Linked DNA regions of Homo sapiens: region 2 is linked to region 1. A link is an interaction called in ENCODE POLR2A ChIA-PET data of the cell type or tissue named here. Cell type or tissue: OCI-LY7. All regions are shown on one strand.

What was found. Peaks named below come from ENCODE experiments on the same cell type or tissue, not always from the same donor. Only the 100,000 strongest peaks of a DNase experiment are listed, where the experiment ranks them.
Region 2: POLR2A ChIA-PET joins it to region 1 with 7 read pairs; 2 of 35 experiments call an interaction of 5 or more read pairs at or near these places.

Annotation. Positions count from the first base shown.
Region 1 is chr15:50,440,584-50,448,583 of GRCh38, forward strand. USP8 (ubiquitin specific peptidase 8) reads left to right here. Exons shown (of 20, transcript NM_005154.5): 3 at 766-910. Among named protein-coding and RNA genes, the nearest start is that of USP8, 20 kb to the left of the region's middle. RefSeq lists enhancers at 4,254-4,343, 4,464-4,573. In OCI-LY7, no CTCF peak of the experiment used is centred here; a DNase peak (open chromatin) is centred at 4,218; H3K4me3 peaks cover 458 bases; H3K27ac peaks cover 1,488 bases.
Region 2 is chr15:50,600,576-50,608,575 of GRCh38, forward strand. It overlaps TRPM7 (transient receptor potential cation channel subfamily M member 7), which reads right to left. Exons shown (of 39, transcript NM_017672.6): 20 at 6,625-6,753; 21 at 4,291-4,569. Among named protein-coding and RNA genes, the nearest start is that of USP50, 58 kb to the left of the region's middle. In OCI-LY7, no CTCF peak of the experiment used is centred here; no DNase peak of the experiment used is centred here.

The DNA of each region.
Region 1 (8,000 bases):
TTATATAACTCACCATAATGTAGAACCAGTGGTATCCCTGAGCTTGTTTTCCTGCAACTGGACCATCACATCTGGGGGTGATGGTCGACAGTGACAGATCATCAGGCCTTAGATTCTCATAAAGAATGCGCAACCTTGGCTAGGCGCGGTGGCTCATGCCTGTAATCCGAGCACTTTGGGAGGCTGAGATGGGAGGATCACTTGAGGTCAGGAGTTCAAGACCAGCCTGACTAACATGGTGAAACCTCGTCTCTACTAAAACTAAAAAATTAGCCAGGCATGGTGGTACACTCCTGTAATCCCAGCTACTTGGGAGGCTGAGGCAGGAGAATCACTTGAATCCGGGAGGCAGAGGTTGCAGTGAGCCAAGATAGCCCATTGCACTCCAGCCTGGGCAAGAAGAGCTAGACCCCATCTCAAAAAAAAAAAAAAGGAGTGCACAACCTAGATCCCTCACATGTGCAGTTCACAATAGGGTTCGTGCTCCTATGGGAATCTAATGCCACCATGATCTGACAGGAGGTGGAGCTCAGGTGGTAATGCGAGCAATGGGGAGTGACTGTAAATACAGATGACACTTTGCTGGCTAACCCACCACTCATCGTCTGCTGTGCGTCCTGGTTCATAACAGGCCGTGAACCAGTACCAATCTGTGGCCCTGGGGTTGGGGATCCCTGATAAAGATTATCTGTGGACTTTGTATATGACCTGTATTTTTTCCCAGATGTCAATTGCTTTAATTATTATTTTTTCTCTAATTTTAAGTTATGTGCACAGTGCCCTGAAGATCTTTAAGACAGCAGAAGAATGCAGATTAGATCGTGATGAGGAAAGGGCCTATGTACTATATATGAAATACGTGACTGTTTATAATCTTATCAAAAAAAGACCTGATTTCAAGCAACAGCAGGTACCTTTTATTTTTGCATTGTTATTTCCTAAGTTATTTTGCATAATGGAGCTATTGATTTTTTTCTAAAAATTTTAAGTAATAATGAAATGTAGCTCAAATTATATGCAGCATGATCTCATGTAGATAGAAAAAGGGAACTAAAGATACAGTGTTATTATTTACAAATGTGTATAATGTGTGAACTCGTACACATTCTTGGATTTGCCATGGATTAGTACAAGTTTATAGCAACATACAGATTCATAATTTTTTTCTGAGGTAATTAATAATTGCCAGGTCAAGTAGAAGGATTGAGTTTGCTCATTAAGTAAGAAAACATGACTGTGTTTTTTTTTATAGTACTTTTATTGCGCTTTCTTAAGAGTCAAGGTTTAGTCTCTTGTTTTTATGTGACAGCTTTTTATATATGACTGACATTGTACCCATATTACAAATGTCAGTTTGCAAAATTGATACTGATCACTCCCTAAATCTTTTTTTTTTTTTTTTTTTTTTTTGAGACGGAGTTTCACTCTTGTTGTCCAGGCTGGAGTGCAGTGGCGTGATATCGGCTCACTGCAACCTGTCTCCTGGGTTCAAGCAATTCTCCTGCCTCAGCCTCCCGAGTAACTGGGATTACAGGCATGTGCCACCAAGCCTGGCTAATTTTGTATTTTTGGTAGAGATGGGGTTTCTCCATGTTGGTCAGGCTGGTCTCAAACTCCCAGCCTCAGTTGATCTGCCTGCCTCGGCCTCCCAAAGTGCTGGGATTAGAGGCATAAGCCTCTGCATCCAGCCCACTCACCAAATCTTTAAACTTCTTTTTGCTTTTAATCCTTTGAACAGGTGCTTGTCTTCCATTTGATTGAAGCCATGGATAGGGAGGGCAGGGGCAATATAAATGAATAGAAAAAATTGATGACTAGGATAAGTGTTGATAGAGAAAATAGATGTATTTCAATTGTATTAGAAACTAGCAAAAGAATGCTGGGCACGGTGGTTCACACCTGTAATCCCAGCACTTTTAGGAGGCCAAGGTGGGTGGATCACCTGAGGTCAGGAGTTCGAGACCAGCCTGGCCAACATGGTGAAACCCCATCTGTACTAAAAGTAAAAAAAACTAGCTGGGCGTAGTGGCGGGCGCCTGTAATCCAAGCTGCTTGGGAGGCTGAGACAGGAGAACCACTTGAATCTGGGAGGCAGAGGTTGCAGTGAGCCGAGATTGCACCACTGCACTCCAGCTCCAGCCCAGGTGGGCGATAGACTCCATCTCAAAAAACAAACAAAAACAAACTAGCAAAAAAAGAATATGAAGAATGTAGAGGTTCATTAAACAAAAGTGAAGAATGTTGTGTTGCTGGGTTTACCTTTACTTAGAAACAATCTTATTACCTGTCAGTAGTAACAAAATACTGCCTATAGAATTTTCACCTGGTAGAGAAGCCACCCTCAATTAATAATGAGATTTTATTTTGTTCTCTGGTGGTAGAATTGGCTTCTATTGTTTAAATTGACTTACTGAAATAACAAAATTTCGTTTGTTCTTTGATGATCTTTTTAAATTTTTTTAATTTATTTACTTTGAGAGAGTCTCGCCCTGTCACCCAGGCTGGAGTGCGGTGGCACATTCTCAGCTCACTGCAACCTCCACCTTTCGGGTTCAAGCGATTCTCCTGCCTCAGCCTCCTGAGTAGGTGGGATTACAGGCTCTTGCCACCATGCCTAGCTAATTTTTTTGTATCTTTAGTAGAGACGGAGTTTCACCATGTTGGCCCAGCTGGTATCGAACTCCTGACCTTGTGATCCGCCCCTCTCGTTCTCCCAAAGTGCTGGGATTACAGGCGTGATCCTGTGAGCCACTGTGCCTGGCCACTTATTTTTATTTTTAGAGGAGTGTGACTTTTGGTTGTTAAGGAATGACTTTAATATTTTACTTAATGGTGATAAATCATTGCTGGTATTTCTTCTCATTAGCAAAGTTATTCTAATAATAGTTACTAGGTTTTTTTTGTTTTTTGTTTTTTTAAAGACGGAGTCTCACTCTGTCGCCCAGACTGGAGTGCGGTAGCTCAATCTCGGCTCACTGCAACCTCTGCCTCCCAGGTTCAAGCGGTTCTCCTGCCTCAGCCTCCCGAGTAGCTGGGACTACAGGTGTGCACCACCACGTCCAGCTAATTTTTGTGTTTTTAGTAGAGATGGGCTTTCACCATATTGGCCAGGCTGGTCTTGAACTCCTGACCTCATGATCCGCCTGCCTCTGCCTTCCAAAGTGCTGGGATTCCAGGCTTGAGCCATCATGCCTGGCCAATTACTAGGTTTTAAATCTGTCTTTGAAGAGGGGGCCCCTTGCATTTGGAGGTTCATTCATCTGTCCACAATGGATGAATTAGTCCTGCCCTGGGAAAAATACTGTTTAATATTTTTGGCCATACTTATCTGCAGGTAAGAGACAGAGGCCTTCCTAAATTCAAACAAGTTTTTGCACGCTCTGTGAAATATGTTAAAGTGGAATTGCTTAAAACGCAGTGTAAGTGGTGCTCACTAAAGTAAATATTTTTGAAAGTCTTAAAATTTGGATAACTTTGGTAGTTTTGTTGTTTGCTGTTTTGTTTGTGTGGTAGGTTTTTTTTTTTTTTTTTTTTTTTAAGGTGACAGTCTTGTTCTGTCACCCAGGCTGGAGCGCGATGGCATGATTTTGGCTCACTGCAACCTCCACCTCCCAAGTTCAAGTGATTCTCCTGCTTCAGCCTCCCGAGTAGCTGGGATTACAGGCACCCGCCACCACGCCTGGCCTAATTTTTGTATTTTTAGTAGAGACAGGGTTTCACCGTGTTGGTCAGGCTGATCTCGAACTCCTGACCCTCGGTGATCCACCTACCTTGGCCTCCCAAAGTGCTGGGATTACAGGCATGAGCCACCATGCCCAACCAGTTTTTTTTTTTTAATGGTCTTGTTTACTTTTTGCTTTATTTTGGAAGTTAATAGTTATTTTTTTTCTATGACAAAATTGGGAATATTTTTGTAGCCGCCTTTTTTTTTCTCTTCTTGAGAAGGTAGTGAGTACATTTAAACAGATGAGATTTTTCCATTTCCAGAGTCTCTATTGCATTTCCAAAGGGAGTATGTAGGCAGAGAAGTCCAGGCTGAGACGCTCCCTGCAAAGGCTCAGGTAACTTAGGCCATTATTTCATATGATTCAGTAGTTCATTTCCTGTTTTTCAGTAAAAGGATCATTTTCATTTGCTCTGTCCAGAGGATCTCATCTGCTTCTGTCTTAGAACTGTTTTTTGTTTGTTCTGAGACAGAATCTCACTTCCGTCACCCAGGTTGGAGTGCGGTGGGCACAGTCATGGTTCACTGCAGCCTCGACTTCCTGGGCTCAGCTGATTCTCTCACCTCAGCCTCCAGAGTAGCTGGGAGTACAGACACGCACCACCACACCTGGCTAATTTTTTAATTTTTAGTGGAAACGAGGTCTTACCCTGTTGCCCAGGTTAGTCTTGAACTCCTGGGCTCAGGTGGTCTGCCTGCCTCGGCCTCCCAAAGTGCTGGGATTACAGGTGTGAGCCACCTTGCCCAGTTGCAGAACTGTTTTCTGTTTTTTGTTATATTTTTCTGTAGCCCAGCCTCTCTAGTGTACTTCAGCTATGTGAGGTGCTAAATTTACTAACAAGATATTTTCTATTTTTTACCCTTTAGATGAGGTAGGGACTGAATGTATGTCATTGAACTTCCTTAGAAACTTGTATTTTCACTCTTATTTTATACTAGAAAATGTTAGAGATTTAGGCTGGGCGCAATGGCTCACCCCTGTAATCCCAGCACTTTGGGAGGCTGAGGCAGGTGGATCACTTGCGGTCAGGAGTTTGAGACCAGCCTGGCCAACATGGTGAAACCCCATCTCTACTAAAAATACAAAAATTAGCAGGGTGTGGTGGTATGCATCTGTAGTTCCAGCTACTCGGGAGGCTGAGGCAGGGGAATCGCTTGAACCTGGGAGGCGGAGGTTGCAGTGAGCCGAGATCGCACCACTGCACTCCAGCCTGGGCGACAGAGCAAGAGTCTGTCTCAAAAAAAAAAAAAAAAAAAAAAAAGCCTGGGCACAGTGGCTCACGCCTGTAGTCCCAGCACTTTGGGAGGCAGAGGCAGGTGGATCACAAGGTCAGGAGTTCAAGACCAGCCTGGCCAACATGGTGAAACCCCATCTCTACTAAAAATACGTAAAAAAAAAATTAGCTAGGTGTGGTGGCAGGCGCCTGTAATCCCAGCTACTTGGAAGGCCGAGGCAGGCGAATTGCTTGAACCTGAGAGGTGGAGGTTGCAGTGAGCTGAGATTGCACCACTGCACTCCAGCCTGGGCAACAGAGCAAGACTCCGTCTCAAAAAAAAAAAAAAAAATTGAGATTTAGATAAAACATTAATTTAGCAAGCTCTCTCAATAGTAGAGAAGGACACTACATTTTATTACTTATCAAAAAGTCATCTTATGAATAATTCTTTCAGGGTTATCTGAAAAAGTGGGGAAAGAAAATGTATTGAAAATATTAGTGTAGCGAATTCTAGATAAAATTAGAATTGTATTTTAAAATTTTTATGGTATTCTTGATAATTCTTCATTGGTAAACCTATTTTTGTTTAGGAAATCATGAAAGTTGTTTGAATTCATATATTCAGGAATCAGGAAAGTTCTGGTAAACCTCAGAAGCAAACATTTTTAGTTATGTAATAATTGGATGTTATCTTTTTCTTCTGTCAATTATCATACTATTGAAATTTTGGAAGTATTTATATTTACTTTAACTGTGCTCCTTTAAGAGCACAGAGATAAATAATTGACAGGAAATCTCACTAATATTAGGGGAATGTCTGATAGTGTGTAACAGACATGCCCAACCATAAACAATTTTTTGTGTTTAAATAGTTTAAGCTGGGCTTACAGGCTGGCTTTTTGGTGAGTTCATGTGTAAAAATGAATAAAACAAGTTATAGCATTTTTGGTTTTACTTTGTATTTTGTATTTATTCAGAATGATTACATTATGATTTCTGTTAAATGGTTCTGTTAATGTAATGATTACATTGTATTTTCTGTTGAGAGAATTGCATCAGTAGTCAGGACATGGTGTGCTAACTGAAATTATTGTAATGTTCAATTGATACGATATTGAACAAACTGTACACTTTTATTGGAATTACATAGTGAAGGGTCCTTCTAGTATATTTAGGCTTTAGAAGAATCAGCCAAACAAAGCATGATCTACTTTTAGGCTAGATAGACATATGATAACTCTTATCAACAGACTTTTTTTGAGACAGGGTCTCACTCTGTTGCTCAGGCTGAAGTACAGTGGCACTATCATGGCTCCCTAAAGCCTTGACCTCCTGGGTACAAGCTATCCACCTGCTTTGGCCTCCCAAAGTGCTGGGATTACAAGCGTGAGCCACCTGGCCTGGCCATCAACAGATTTTTCTTCTTAAAAATAAGTCTTATGTTAACTGGGACACAAAAATTAAATCTTTTGCTATATCACTCATATTCTGTTCTTGTGTTACCACATACTTTTTTGAAATTAAAAAGTGTTTAGAATGATAGATTATTGAGCACTGGTATATTGAATTAGAGCTCAGGTCCAGTTTTTCTAAGTTATTTATAATAATATTTGTAAATGTCTGGCAGTTTTCTTTAGAAAAATTTAATTCTTCATATGCTCCAGGTTGTATTGTGCTACTGGACGCTGGTCTTATGGGAATGAATTATTTACTGTTAGTTTTTGTTGTTGTTTTCAAACGGAGTCTTGCTCTGTTGCCCAGACTGGAGTTCAGTGGCACTGTCTCTGCTCACTGCAACCTCCACTTCTTGGGTTCAAGCAATTCTCTTGCCTCAGCCTTCCAAGTTGCTGGGACTACAGGCACGTGCCTCCACGCCTGGCTAATTTTCATATTTTTAGTAGAAACGGGGGTTTGCCATGTTGGCCAGGCTGGTCTTGAACTCCTGACCTCAGGTGATCCACCCACCTCAGCCTCCCAATGTGCTGGGATTACATGTGTGAGCCCCTGCACCCAGCCTACTGTTAGTTTTTTTTTTCTTTTCTTTTTTTCCCCTCCGAGACAGAGTTTGACTCTTGTTGCCCGGGGTAGAGTACAATGGCGTGATCTCAGCTCACTGCAACCTCTGCCTCCCGGGTTCAGGTGATTCTCCTGCCTCAGCCTCCCGAGTAGCTGGGATTACAGGCGCACGCCACCATGCCTGGCTAATTTTTGCATTTTTACGCTTATTTTTTTTTTTGTCTTTTTTTTTTCTTCCTTTTTGTGGGGAACGGGGTCTCACTATATGCCCAGGCAGGTCTCAAACTCCTGGGCTCAAGCTATCCTCCTGCCTCTGCCTCCCTGAGAGCTGGGATTACAGGCGTGAGCTACCGTGCCCAGCCTAATTTTTGCATTTTTAGTGGAGACAGGGTTTCACCATGTTGCTCAGGCTGGTGTCAAACTCCTGACATCAGATAGATGATCCACCCACCCCAGCCTCCCAAAGTGCTGGGATTACAGATGTGAGCCACCGCACATGGCCTACTGTTAGTTTTGATCTGCCTAGTTACAGAAGTTATGTTTGTTTATTTGTATCATCAGTAATCTAGAAGTTATATATATTTATATGGGCTGTTAGATATGTTTATATGGCTCCACCATTGCAGCTCTTCATGACTGAGAGCCAAAGATAGGTACTTCTGACCTACAACCCTTCTTTTTACAAATTATGATTATTATAATTTGTAATGAACTGTGCTAGTAGGCTCTATTTGCAAAGTCATATTGACATGTTGTGGCAAATTGGATCCAGTAATCATTTAACTGACTTAACTAACTACTGCAATGTCATACCAACCTTGATTTGAAAATATCTGATTGTAGTATCTAATGATTGACCTCTTGTATCTAATGATTGACCTCTTGGAGTAGTGATTTAAAAAACAACAACAACAACTTCATTGTACTTGTTAGTAAATTATATGCCAAATCTTTTACCTTTTGCATTTTTTAAAGGTGGAATTTTTTTTTTTTTTTTAAGACAGAGTTTCGTTCTGTCGCCCAGGCTGGAGTGCAGTGGCGCA
Region 2 (8,000 bases), 160 kb after region 1:
TGTACATTAACCTACTGTAAACTTAAAATAATTGTAATGACAACTTAAAATAAATTATGACATTTCCATATATTTTTAAAATGAATATACAGTGACAGCAGAAATGGAAAGTAAGATGTGAAAGGTAAAGGGGACAATAAGTAGTCAAGGCCGGATAAAGTAATTTTATAGGGGCTTAAGATTAGAAAGAAAAGTTGTATAGATAGCTGCGAGTCTTAAAATGTCAATTCAAATGAAGAGATGAGACTTGATGCTTCATCTTTAAAATTCTGTTAGATGAACAAATAAATTTTCTTTTTAAATTAAGAGCTGGCTCTCTGCAACTTGCAGAGGCCTAACACGCTCCAAAATTCTTAATTGGGTGTTCTTATTTGCAAAATGGACAAATAATGCCTTCATTGAGCATTTGAGAACAGTACTGAGAGAATGCATGCTTTCAAATAAACAAAATATTGCAAAACAAAAAGTATATTAAAAGATTTTAAAAGGCAAAAAAAGTATTAAAACATTATTCATGCTATTTGATATATTTTAGAATACAAATGCTTGTAATTAAAGGAAAAGCCAAGTCAAATATTCCAAATGAAACGCAAATCTGTATTGACGTAAACTAAAATTATTCAAGGTCTATGGTTGATGATTCATAGTCATCTTTGCATTTCACACAGCTTTTCACATAAAGCCTAAATGACAACCACTTTCCTTGTGCTTGATAGGAATTTAATTAATTAAAAATATGTGAGTATCAGCTTGCTCATAAAAATGAGGATTCTTAAAGTAAAATTTTACTGGGCACGGTGGCTCACGCCTGTAATCCCAGCACTTTGGGAGGCCGAGGCAGGCGGATCACAAGGTCAGGGGTGTGAGACCAGCCTGGCCAATATGGTGAAACCCTGTCTCCACTAAAAATACAAAAATTAGCCGGGCATGGTGGCGCACACCTGTAGTCCCAGCTACTCGGGAGGCTGAGGCAGAAGAATCGCTTGAATCCAGGAGGTGGAGGTTGCAGTGAGCACAGATCGCGCCACTGAACTCCAGCCTGGGTGACACAGCGAGACTCCATCTTAAAAAATAAAATAAAATAAAGTAAAATTTTTAAAAATGAGGATTCTTATAATGCATACAGAATGAGTGTGAGAAGTTTAGCATTTACCATATAATTTTCATTAGTCTGCTATTAAAAGATGTATTAGGTTGATGCAAAAGTAATTGCAGTTTTTGCAATTACTTTTAATGGCAAAAACCGCAATTACTTTTGCACTAGCCTATAAAGTGTGAGGGAGGTTTCTTCTTTTTAATCTTTTATTGTCTTCAAGCTTTTCAAAGCTGTTTCCTCTGGTTAGAAACTCCCTGCTCAGAAGAAAAATCCCACATATTTTCTTTTTTTTTTTTTTAATGATTATACTTTAAGTTCTAGGGTAAAGAAATACCATTTGACCCAGCAATCCCATTACTGGGTATATACCCAAAGGATTATAAATCATGCTACTATAAAGACACATGCACACGTATGTTTACTGTGGCACTATTCACAATAGCAAAGACTTGGAACCAACCCAAATGTCCGTCAATGATAGACTGGATTAAGAAAATGTGGCACATATACACCATGGAATACTATGTAGCCATAAAAAAGGATGAGTTCATGTTCTTTGCAGGAACATGGATGCAGCTGGAAACCATCATTCTGAGCAAACTATTGCAAGGACAGAAAACCAAACACCGCATGTTCTCACTCACAGGTGGGAACTGAACAACGAGAACACTTGGACACAGGGTAGGGAACATCATACACCGGGGCCTGTCATGGGGTAGGGGGCAGGGGGAGGGATAGCATTAGGATAAATACCTAATGTAAATGATGAGTTAATGGGTGCAGCAAACCAACATGGTGCATGTATACCTATGTAAATCCTACGTATTTTCTAAACTCCTTTGAAATGCCATAATCTTTGTGAAAGCCTTCATGACAGAATTGGTTACTAGCTCTTCTATCTTCACGTAACAATTTATCATATTTTTCAATAGCTACCTATCTGTTCACATGTCTATATTTAGAGACTCAATTGTTGAGTTCCACGAAGATCTGGACCATGTCTTATTCATCTTTGTAGCCCCAGCTTAGTTTAACTCTTAACATGTAATAGATACACAATGACGAAATAATGAATGTTAGAACTAAAACAGTAACCATTATGAAACTTCCAAAGGGGATGTAAAGGGAAGCTGGCACTAGGGAAAACACACAATGACGGAACAAATGACTAGCTGACAAGGAGAAAGACATCCTAGCAGAGGGTGGTTCTAGAGAAGATCACAAATAAAGGCTTCTGTACTTCCTAACTCTTCCATTTACATTACCATTAAAGTAACTAGACACCACTGAGTCACTAAATAACCTGGTAAGCATAAGAGCTACAACACCTTTTTTGCATGCTAAAATGTTAGGCTAAAACCAATTCTTCCCAAAAAACCTTAACTGCCCTATTTTTCCTTGAAATACCATAAGAATGCCAAAATGTGTGAATAATGAGTAATACTTTGATGTGAAAAACAGTACACCAGTTATTCTCAATTAAGGGGGGGAAGACACATTCTCTTGGAGGGAAACAGTGCAGCGTGAAAGTGCAAATATAATAATTTATATTTAGAAAACCTAAAAATCTTGTTTTCAAGATGCGAAGATAATCTTGTGAGCTTAGCAGGGTTACTCAAGAAATATTTAATTTAGAAGACTGATTTTTTTTTTTAATTATTATACTTTAAGTTCTAGGGTACATGTGCACAATGTGCAGGTTTGTTACATATGTATACATGTGCCATGTTGGTGTGCTGCACTCATTTACATTAGGTATATCTCCTAATGCTATCCCTCCCCCTGCCCCCCACCCCATGACAGGCCCCAGCGTGTGATGTTCCCCATTCCCCACCGTGTGTCCAAGTGTTCTCATTGTTCAATTCCCACCTATGAGTGAGAACATGCGGTGTTTGGTTTTCTGTCCTTGCAATAGTTTGCTCAGAATGATGGTTTCCAGCTTCATCCATGTCCCTACAAAGGACATGAACTCATCCTTTTTTGTGGCTGCACAGTATTCCATGGTGTATACGTGCCGCATTTTCTTAATCCAGTCTATCATTGATGGACATTTGGGTTGGTTCCAAGAGAAGACTGATTTTCTAAGATTAAGGGAGTATAAGAAACTCTAAGAATAGCTTTTTATATTTATTAAAATGGGACAACTATTTTAAAATAATTGAGAAACAGCATGTATTTTTAAAGCATATTTTGATAAAACTACTGTATATATTTATTTACAAGAAGTCTGAAACAAACACATGTGTTCATACACATCTTGAGAGATGGAAGGATGTACGTTAAACTGTTAATAGTGAATGTCTCTGAATAGTGATTTGTCTGCATTTGCTGAAATTTCCTAGGATGAACAGGAATTTCAGAATAAGGAATAGCAATAGCTATATTACAAATTTTGCCTTTTTCACCACTGAAAACTAAAAGGAATTACGGCAAGGAGTAGACCCAATATATTTCAGATTCAGTGTATAAAAAAATTACACATTCAACTTGACATCTAGATTTTAAAAAATAAAACCTGCCACTCAGATAAGACTAAGGAAAAGAGCAAAATACTGGGCATACTGTATTAGGAAAAGATTAGGTATTTTGGGTTTAACTTTTAAAAAATAGCCTGGATCAAGCAGGGTGTGGTGGCTCACGCCTGTAATCCCAGCACTTTGGGAGGCCAAGGTGGGCAGATCATCTGAGGTCAGGAGTTTGGGACCAGCCTGACCAACATGGTGAAACCCTGTCTCTACTAAAAATACAAAATTAGCTGGGCATGGTGGCACATGCCTGTAATCCCAGCTCCTCGGGTGGCTGAGGCAGGAGAATCGCTGAACCTGAGAGGCAGAGGTTGCAGTGAGCCAAGATAGTGCCATTGCACTCCAGCCTGGGTGACAGAGCGAAACTCTGTCTCAAAAAGAAAAAAAAAAAAAAAAAGCCTGGATCAGTGAAGACAGGAAAAAGGAGTTACCTACAGACATAAACCATAGATGGTATAGCTAACATTATCTTGCAAAGCACTAAATGGGTATAGGGGATTGGGATTGAGCATGAGAAACTCTTAAGGAATGGCAGATGTGAAGTATGAGGCAAACAAACACAAAATAAAAGACATTCACTGGCTCAAATAAAACTATGTTAATAACATTTTTGTGATTTTTTAAAAAATCAATAAACCCACGAGTATTATCAAACATCTGTCAACTTACCATTTTTCCAATCATCATTACATAAGGTCCTGCCTGTTGATTTACAGCTAGAAAATCTAGCAAACGCACATACCAAAATATTATGTTAAGACAGTAAATTAATCTTCCAGCCACAAAAACATGATTATCATATGCATTTGCAAAGTTCCATTTTGCTCCAAATCTTAGTCCAAATCCAATGAAGAAAGAAATTATGGCAATTGTATCACTGATGTTGAAGTAATCACTAAACCATACTTTAATCTTCTGGTTTACTTTCCCAGCTTCAGACATAAAGATCTAAAGGTTTAACAACAACAAAAAAAAGTGTAATCAGTTTATTCCTATTAAAACACATACAGCATTCAACTATAACATTACAGTAGAATTTCACATAGCTTTTATTTATTAACTTATTTATTTTGAGACAGAGTCTCGCTCTATTGCCCAGGGTGGAGTGCAGTGGCTCAATCTCGGCTCACTGCAACCTCCGTCTCCCAGGTTCCAGAGATTCATCCAACTAAGAAGCTGAAAATTCAGATTACAACCCAGTTCTCTAGACCTGGATTGTAAAATACTTTTGAAAAATTGTTTTATTTCAAATTAAGGCAGCACCTGGATATCCTGGTAGTAGCTGCCAAACCTGCCTTCTTTGTAGAAAGTAAATAACTCAATGGTTTAAGTAGCTGTATTTACCTAACTAATTTAAAACATATGCCTCTTCTCCTGAATATATGAATTTTAAGAATCATCTTTTGGGAGGAATGGTAACACATTCACAACTTCAAAATTCATGGTGTATCATAAATACTGCAAAGCATCCGTTTCACTCTTCTCCCTTAGCCAATTAATTACTCTTCCCACTAGAAGCAACCACTACTATTACTGTCTCATGAACACTTGCAGAGCTATTTTATGAATATACATATTTTAAAACGCTTTGCAATTTGCTTTTATCATTTAACAAATCAATTTCTTCAAACATGCTGATAAAACAACAGATTTAATAAACATATGGATCATAACACTCAGAGGAATTTAAAATGCAAAATAAGCTATCTAATAAGAAATTCCTTCTGGTTCGAGTTGGTGTTTGGAAAAGAAAAAAAAAAGAAATTCTTATGATATCTAAGTGAGAGAGAAGTACAACACCTTCTAATTATTTTTGCAATTTCTTGTATTCTCTAAATGTAAGGTAGAGACATGAAATAATTCAGAGGTACTTATGCAAGTATGTTATAAAACAATATTCATGGCCAGGTGCGGTGGCTCACGCCTACAATCCTAGCACTTCGGGAGACAAAGGCGGGCGGATCATGAGGTCAGGAGTTCAAGACCAGCCTCACCAACATGGCGAAACCACATCTCTACTAAAAATACAAAAATTAGCCAGGCTTGGTGGCACGCACCTGTAATCCCAGCTACTAGTGAGGGTGAGGCAGGAGAATCGCTTGAACCCGGGAGGCAGTGGTTGCAGTGAGCTGAGATTGTGCCACTGCACTCCAGCCTGGGTCACAGAGGGAGACTACGTCTCAAAACAAACAAACAAACAAACAAACAAAACCCAATATTCATGTAGCTACTACTTCAAAAACAAAGTATAAATATTACGAAAAAGATTTTCTTCAAAATCAGGATATTAAAAAAGACCTAACTATTTTATTTTTATTTTGAGATAGAGTATCACTCTTTCGCCCAGGCTGGAGTGCAGTGGTGCAATCTCAGTTCACTGCAACCTCTGCCTCCTGGGTTCAAGTGATTCTCCTGCCTCAGTCTTCCAAGTAGCTGGGATTACAGGTGGCCGCCACCATGCCTAGCTAATTTTTATATTTTTAGTAGAGATGGGGTTTCACCCTGTTGGCCAGACTGGTCTTGAACTCCTGACCTCGAGTGATCCGCCCGCCTCAGCCTCCTAAGGTGCTGCCATTACAGGCGTGAGCCACCGCGCCTGGCCTAAAGACCTATTTATAACTTACCTACCTAATTGGCTAAATCAGGTAGGTAAATTAAAAGTCATTTAGCTAAGTATATTTAATACTTTTTGAAGAGTGACAGAGAGCAAAAATGTGAATGTTCAGGAAATAAAACAAACAAACAAAATACAGGTTACATTTTTATAGGCTACATTTCTAACACAAATCATTTTATCTGTAATGGCAACAAAGTATACAGCATACTCACTAATCTCTATTCTTTTGCCATTATTTTGGGAACAGCAAAATTACACAGGTTCTACACTTCTACAATGTCATCATACACACACACACCCCCCTACGTATACACCCAAAACAAAACAAAACAGAAAATCTTCCATGTATACAGTAAATTATTGGTAGAAAAAAACTAAAGACATACCTCACGGACTTTCTCAATGGCATAAGTAAAAATATAAGCAATAACAATCCATTCTTGAACTGAAGGTAACTGTTCCATTTGTACAAGAACCACAAATGTATAAAGCATCAGAAATCCTAAATATGCCAACTAATGAAAAAGTAAAGGTTACATAAATAACATTGGTTACAAAATAAATCTTTTAATTATGAACATTTTCAAACACACACAAAAACAGACATTAAATGAACCTCTGTAAATTATCTCCTAGTTTCCTTTATTAAAACAATTTTAGAAATATCTCTTCTTCAGCACAGACATTGCATTTATTGGTGTATAAATGGTCCCCAGAGTATAAACGTGTTGTTCTACAACTCTTGTCAACCTTTAGAACGTCCCACAGAAGGGATTTTACAATCAGGTTTATGTTCTCAGCATATGCCACACAATTCTGCTTAACTCATACCTACAGTATCATAATATATTAAAATTACTGCAGAATTTCACCACCATAATCATCAAGGAACACATGTTTCCTGCCTCCTTCCTCCCCAAACCAAACAGTATTCCTAAAAAAGACAACTGGGGCACGCCGCGGTGGCTCACGCCTGTAATCCCAGAACTTTGGGAAGCCAATGCAGGCAGATCATCTGAGGTCAGGGGTTCGAAACTAGCCTGGCCAACAGGGTGAAACTCCATCTCTACTGAAAAAAAAAAAAAAAAAAAATTAGCCAGACGTGGTGGTGCATGCCTGCAATTCCAGCCACTCGGGAGGCTGAGGCACAAGAATTGCTTGAACCTGGGAGGTGCAGGTTGCAGTGAGCTGAGATCATGCCATTGTACTCTAGCCTGGGCAACAGAGCGAGACTCTGTCAAAAAAAAAAAAAAAAAAGAAAGAAAGAAAGAAAAGAAAAGAAAAAAAGACAAGACAAGACAGACAGACAACTGGTATTTTCTTAGCTCCCAGTCACTAAAGTTGAACCCCAAAAAGTGGAAAAAATGTGAAGTGGCTTTGACCCAGGTAAGGAAACAGCCCACCTTTGATACTCTTTACAAAACAGGTTACAGAGAGGTGCTAAAGTTTATGTATAAATACATGTGAGTATTTATTTCATTTCAGAGGAAAACCCACACTTATTGACCCTTGAAAAATTATGGGTAAGAATCCTCTCATCTGTCTTTTATTTATTTCTAGACTTTTATGTCTTGTCTCCACCAGTCCTAGAATAAGTCACATCCTTTATTTGATTATCTGTGGCAGGCTAGGGAGTAAACTGCAGTAAAGAAAGAAAAGAGAAATTCCTGTAGTCACCCATGTTGGCTATTTTAACGCAGCCATTCACATGAATGCAAATGTAAGCAAACTGCCCTATTTTCATCAGTGGAGACAGAATTTG